Regions from separate parts of the Homo sapiens genome. Here region 2 is linked to region 1. A link is an interaction called in ENCODE POLR2A ChIA-PET data of the cell type or tissue named here. Cell type or tissue: OCI-LY7. All regions are shown on one strand. Links, peaks and the distances in the headings refer to the core of each region. The heading gives the core; the rest is flanking DNA. Region 1 holds the start of LEMD1-AS1 (LEMD1 antisense RNA 1). Region 2 has its middle 8.8 kb from the start of LEMD1.

What was found. ChIA-PET counts read pairs that join two places held together with the same protein. Peaks named below come from ENCODE experiments on the same cell type or tissue, not always from the same donor. Only the 100,000 strongest peaks of a DNase experiment are listed, where the experiment ranks them.
Region 2: POLR2A ChIA-PET joins it to region 1 with 7 read pairs; 3 of 35 experiments call an interaction of 5 or more read pairs at or near these places.

Annotation. Positions count from the first base shown.
Region 1 is chr1:205,371,201-205,374,106 of GRCh38, reverse strand. It overlaps LEMD1-AS1 (LEMD1 antisense RNA 1), which reads right to left and starts at 855. Exons shown (of 4, transcript NR_038425.1): 1 at 673-855. RefSeq lists a silencer at 1,432-1,726. In OCI-LY7, for the core only: no CTCF peak of the experiment used is centred there; no DNase peak of the experiment used is centred there.
Region 2 is chr1:205,429,385-205,432,290 of GRCh38, reverse strand. It overlaps a transcript of LEMD1 not described here. Among named protein-coding and RNA genes, the nearest start is that of LEMD1, 8.8 kb to the right of the region's middle. RefSeq lists silencers at 1,286-1,335, 1,556-1,605. In OCI-LY7, for the core only: CTCF peaks have their summits at 1,091 and 1,299 (motif pointing right); a DNase peak (open chromatin) is centred at 1,400; H3K4me3 peaks cover 1,044 bases; H3K27ac peaks cover 1,014 bases.

The DNA.
Region 1 (2,906 bases), core at 155-2,654:
AAACAATGAAGTGGAGCCCTGGCTGGAGAAACAGGATTGAGCTAATTGCATGTCACACAGACACACTGGATTTCACAGGCTTGTGTTCTACAGATGGGGCGATGAGGCCAATTCTATTGCATGCATGCTGTTTAAATCTCTACCCAGTCAATATTCAGGGTGGCAGATGGAAGAAATTCTTAAAGGCTCTATTTCTGTTCTTCGACATTCAAAGAAATACTGTGCTACCACCTCTTAAAAATAATTGGTTAAGTACCAAGTTATTTTCATTGCCACAGTCATAAATAAAGAAGTGCTAGACCACAATGTTTATATCTATAGTAGTTGATAATCTTACATGCAAGAAAAATGATTGTTGATGTTTAGGAGGTTGTTTTTCTTGCTTTTTTTCCTCCCTTCCTTTCCTCCCCTACCCCTACCTCCCAGCCAAGAAAAGTCTTGTTGATTAGAGTAACAAGAAGGGGCTGATTTGGAAGTAAAATTAAACTTGACTCTTTCCTGAAGCAAGAACGTAATCTCAAGACTAAAATAAGAAAGTGCCTAACCAACTTGGCATTTTATTCTGAGGAAGATTCCCGATAGAAACTTGGATGGAAGAAAATGAAAGGGAAGCCAATTAGCCTGTGTTAAGCAATGCTAACTTTTAACAAGCTTGCTCAAGAAGAAATGAACCTGTTAAGAGGGTCATCCAGGGCTTCCTTGCCGCCTCGGTGCACAGCTCAATCATGCTTCCTTCTTGTTCATTTTGACAAAGCAGGTGAGTGATGAGCAGGAAAAAATTATGAGGAGGTGTTGGAGCAACTCGCTAATCAGCACTGCTACAAGATCGCCAGCATTTACAGGACCGCATTCACTGAGAAATGATGGCTGCTATGAATGTTCTCGTTTGTGGGCGTCACCTAAACACAACCCTGCCTAATGAATCAATCTCTGGAGAGCCAGAGGGGGCTATTCTAGGTACTGCAGATGTGGATGAGGACAGCTCTCCTCATTTCCTGGCAACAGGAGACTGGTGTGACAACTCTAATTCCTGGAGAGCCATTGGTAAAATCCTCCTTGGGTTCAAGAGTTAGCTAAAAATATGTGGAGGGGAAAGGATGAGTTTGTCCTTTTTTTTTTTTTTTTTTTTTTTTTTTTTTAGTTTATTGCTACTGGGTTTTTTTAAATTTGTCTCTTGAAGGAGAATGGATTATTAATGTTCATTACTGTTCTGATTAGGAGGCAGCCTTTTTCCCTTCCCAGATTAATGTTGGGCAACCCTTCAAATTGGCAGAGAGAAGGGTAACTCCACAACCTGTATGAACAGGGATGGCTTTGCTGCTGTGAAGAACATGTTGCTCTCACTTGCATTACTAGAAAAGAAAGGTGAGATCTGGTCTAAGAAGGGCTGAGGCAGAAATTTAAAAATAAATATGCATTAATTCACTCCGAGAAAAGTAACAGGCAAGGCAAGGGTTAAAAAGAAAAGAAGCAAGTTTTCCTCTGCTTAGCAGCTCACTTCAAGGACAGTTATAAGATAAGGCTGTCCGAAAAGCCAAGGCCAAAGGAATGGGCTCCAGACACCCACTCCTTCCTCCAGAGCAAGGTTGAAAGGAAAAAAAAGAAAGACAAATTCCTTTACTGTTACTCCTTTCCCTGGCTTCTTAAGCATAACTATGTTTTACAAATGTCTGTATTTAGCTAGTTCTTGTTTTTCTTTTGTCTCAGCTACAAGGCCACCAGCTATGCAAGGCCACAAGTTATGCACTATATGGTTAACTGCCTTTGTTTTGCTTTTGTAAGCCCGCTTATAAAAACCCCGCTCTGTCTTTGTTCAATGCTCAGCTTTTTGGATGTGAATCCACTGAGCCGGTGCATATCTTAAAATAAATATCCTCCTGTTCTGCCATATCGGTCTCTCCATTCCTCAGTTTACCTCAACGGGGCAACGTTAGGGAGAGTGTCCTAAGCAGAAGATCCAGGATCCAATTCTACCTCTGCCCTGGCAGGCTCCCGTGGGGCCTCAGCTTCCTCATCTGTAAAATGAGCACTAGAATGATCTGAGCCAGAAACTATGCAATGGGGAAGCTTAAAGACATTACGTTAAGTGAAATAAGCCAGTCAGAAAAGGACAAATACTGTATGATTCCATTTACATGAGCTACCTGGAGTAGTCGGATTCACAGAGATAGAAAGCAGAATGGTGTTGCCGGAGCTGGAGACTGTGGGGAATGGGGAGTTACTGTTTAATGGGTACAGAATATCCATTTTGGAGAATGAAAAAAGTTCTAAGATGGATGGTGGTGATGGCTGCACAGCAGCATGTATGTGCTTAGTGCCACTGAACTGTACCCTTAAAAATGGTTACAATGGTAAATTTTGTTATGTATATTTTACCACTATTTTTTTGAGACGGAGTTTCCCTCTTGTTGCCCAGGCTGGAGTGCAATGGTGTGATCTCGGCTCACCGCAACCTCCGCTTCCCAGGTTCAAGTGATTCTCCTGCCTCAGCCTCCTGAGTAGCTGGGATTACAGGCATGCACCACCATGCCCGGCTAATTTTGTATTTTTAATAGAGATGGGGTTTCTCCATGTTGGCCAGGCTGGTCTCAAACTCCCGACCTCAGGTGATCCGCCTGCCTCAGCCTCCCAAAGTGCTGGGATTATAGGCGTGAGCCACTGTGCCTGGCCTTTCACAATATATATTATAAAATAAACTAAGCAACTATCCACAACATTCACCCAAAGTATCAGGAGTCTCAAATTCAAGCACCCATGGGGGTCAGGCCATTTGTATGAGTGAGCCCACGGTCTTGCCTAGCGTACAGAGGAGGTAGTAGCTCCCAGCCCAGCCAAACCATCCATGCAGGAATGTGATCAGACTTTTCAAGAGGAAGGGAATATTCTGGATATTTATGTGAAATGTC
Region 2 (2,906 bases), core at 211-2,710, 58 kb before region 1:
GGGCTCTCTGAACTTCCCTATCTCATTGCACTACCTGGCCAGGCCATGCATGTCTACACACACTTATGCTTGTCCACTCTTCAGCCCTCCTCCCTCCTTTTCCCTTCCTCTTCCTTTCTCTAACTCTTCTCCTGCTACCTTTTCCCTACCCTTCTTCCAAAGAGACAGTGAGAACCTCAAAGATATCACGTGGTTATCTGTCACACCCCACCACATTGCCTGGGACCAGAAGATTGGGAAGGGACTGCAGGCTGGTAATCCTAAAGCTTCTGTGTTGGGCGGGTGCGGTGGCTTACACCTGTAATCCCAGCACTTTGGGAGGTCGAGGTGGGTGGACCACGAGGTCAGGAGATCAAGACCATCCTGACCAACATGGTGAAACCCCGTCTCTATTAAAAATACAAAAATTAGCTGGGTGTGGTGGCACGCACCTGTAGTCCCAGCTACTCTGGAGGCTGAGGCAGGAGAATCTCTTGAACCCGGGAGGCGGAGGTTGCAGTGAGCCAAGATCGCACCACTGCACTCCAGCCTGGCAACAGAGCAAGACTCAGTCTCAAAAAAAAAGAAAGAAAGAAAGAAAAAAGCTTCCGTGTTGTTCTCCTGGCTTTGCCCCAGCTAAAATGTGTATTGGTGACCAGACAGACATGCGACTTTGTCTGGACCTCAGTTTCCCCTACTTATAAAGTGGGTGGAACTCTGCCTCCACCAACCTTCCACTCAATTGGCTATGGAGGGAAGAGCACAAGACTTGTTGTCTTTACTATCTGTGGCGGCCTAGAGAAGTCACTCAATCTCCCTAGACTTCTGTTTTTCATATGGAAAATGCAGATAATAATATCCACAAGTTTTTGCAGGGGTCAAGTCAGATAGCCTGTGCTCAAGTGCTTACCTAGCTCCCGGCCTGGCACAAAGCAGGTGTTCAATATGAGTTAACTGGAAGGTTCGTTGAAAAAATTAGGAATCGCAAGTGTGCATGTTGCACGTGTCACATGTTGCACTGCATCTAGCACGGTGTTGGGTACGAAGTAGACATTCAGTCAATATGCACAGGTCAAATTGAACTGAAAACTGGGTACGGAGAGGTCAGGAATGATTAAATTAGTTCACTTGTGTGTTGGCTAACGTCTCCTTTTTCAGGTAATAGACAAGAAATAGTGTGTAAATCTGCTTATCCCCAAAAGGCGTGTGACCTGTGCAGTGAAAGTGAGCTGGGGGTCCTCCGCCCCACCCCCAAGCTCGCTGGGCTCTCTAGGACAAGTCTCTTCCTCCTGCTGCATTTTAGGGAGCATCCTGCAGACGGCGCTCTCCCATCATCTCAGCCTCAGCCGAATTGAGCTGGGGTAGGGAGCGAGGGGTGAGGGGAAGTGTGAAGGAAAAACAGCCCCACGCGTCACTCACATATTTACATCTGAACTGTCAAAATAGTTATTTTTAAGTCGAGTTCCGTCTGCTGCGAGTTTAAAACTGAGCGGCGCGGGGGCGGGGCGCCCCACTGCGGAGGGAGGGCGGCTGGAGCCGCGGCCTGAGTGCGCGTGCGCAGTGCGCCTCGCCGGCTGCTTGGGGGTCCCCCGGCTGAGTGGGAAGCTCCTGGGGCAGTGTGGGCGCGGAGGTGTGCGTGTGGAAGACCGGCTCTTCCTTTGGCCACTTTGCACCTAGCTGGGGAGCTGCGTAAACTGTTGGCGTCCGCGTGGTCTGCCATTCCTGGTTCTCCACGGTGATGGGCGGCTTTCTCCTGTCTCATGGGAACCACGCATCCCATTCCAGGAGGAAGATCTGTCTTGTTCTTACCTCCTCTGGATGACTTTGGTTGTCCACCCCTACCCTACTCTCCCACCCCGTCCCTGACAACGTCTGGAAATTCTCCATAGCCTCCCTCTATACTTCCTAGTTACAACTGGGATCCATGCCCATCTCTAAAACAAGACTTCATGGGCTCCATTCAGATCCAGGTCTGATTTGAGGATGCCCCTCCGCCCAGCCGTCTTCAACACAGCCCTTCCTAAGAGGGAAGGAGCTGGGGGCTTCTACGGGAGCTGGTCAGCGCTTGGGCGGGCCTGAAGCCGAGGACCCTTGGGTGTGCAAGCAGCAGAGAGAATGACTTGGCCTTCTATGTGGCAAGAATTCATTTTTCTCTGCAAAGTGAGGAGCCTGCTGGTTTGACACTCAGGATGCTTCTTTCTTGCTCTCTCGATTGCTCTCTCAGGGGCAGTGGGATTTGAGACAGACGCTGCCTGGCCCTGCTGCCATTAATATGTGTCCCAGCCCTGTCCAATGTCTGCTCTGTAATGAGTAGTGTTTCGGAATGTCACCTCTGTTAATGGGGAAGCGACACCTGTGCACAGCCGGAACCACCTCTCTGTCTTCATTAGGCAGTCCGCGGCCTGGCTGCCGGCTGCCCTCGCTGGGTGACAGATGATGGGGATGAGGAGTGAGAGCAGCAGCCTCCTGCTGTCCAGGATTCATTCCCAGACAATGACCCCAAATGCCTGTCCCTGCTCCCCCCACCCCCCAACATCAAAATAGCCGAGAAAAATGCCCTTCTCGGGTAAGGTGCGGCAAGGACAGATAATAGCTAAAAAGCATGCTAAGGAGAGTAGAGGAGTCATTTCCAGAAACAGACCTGTGCTAGCCACTGTGATCTCCGGTTTAGATTGCATTTGGGGGTCTCTTCCTCCCCCAACCCCGGCTATCTCCACAGGCCATCTTTTATGCCTCTTCTAATAAATCTGTCCCCCATGCAAAAGTCACAGTGTGAGGGCATAATGGATGTTCTAATTCCAGATTTCTCTCTAGCCCAGAGCTGCATATGGCCTCCCAGCAAAATCCTGATCCTTTCAAATCTCAGCCCTCATATCTGCCTGACACAATGCGGCATTGAAATGAGCCAAGCCACAAAATGTCCTGAG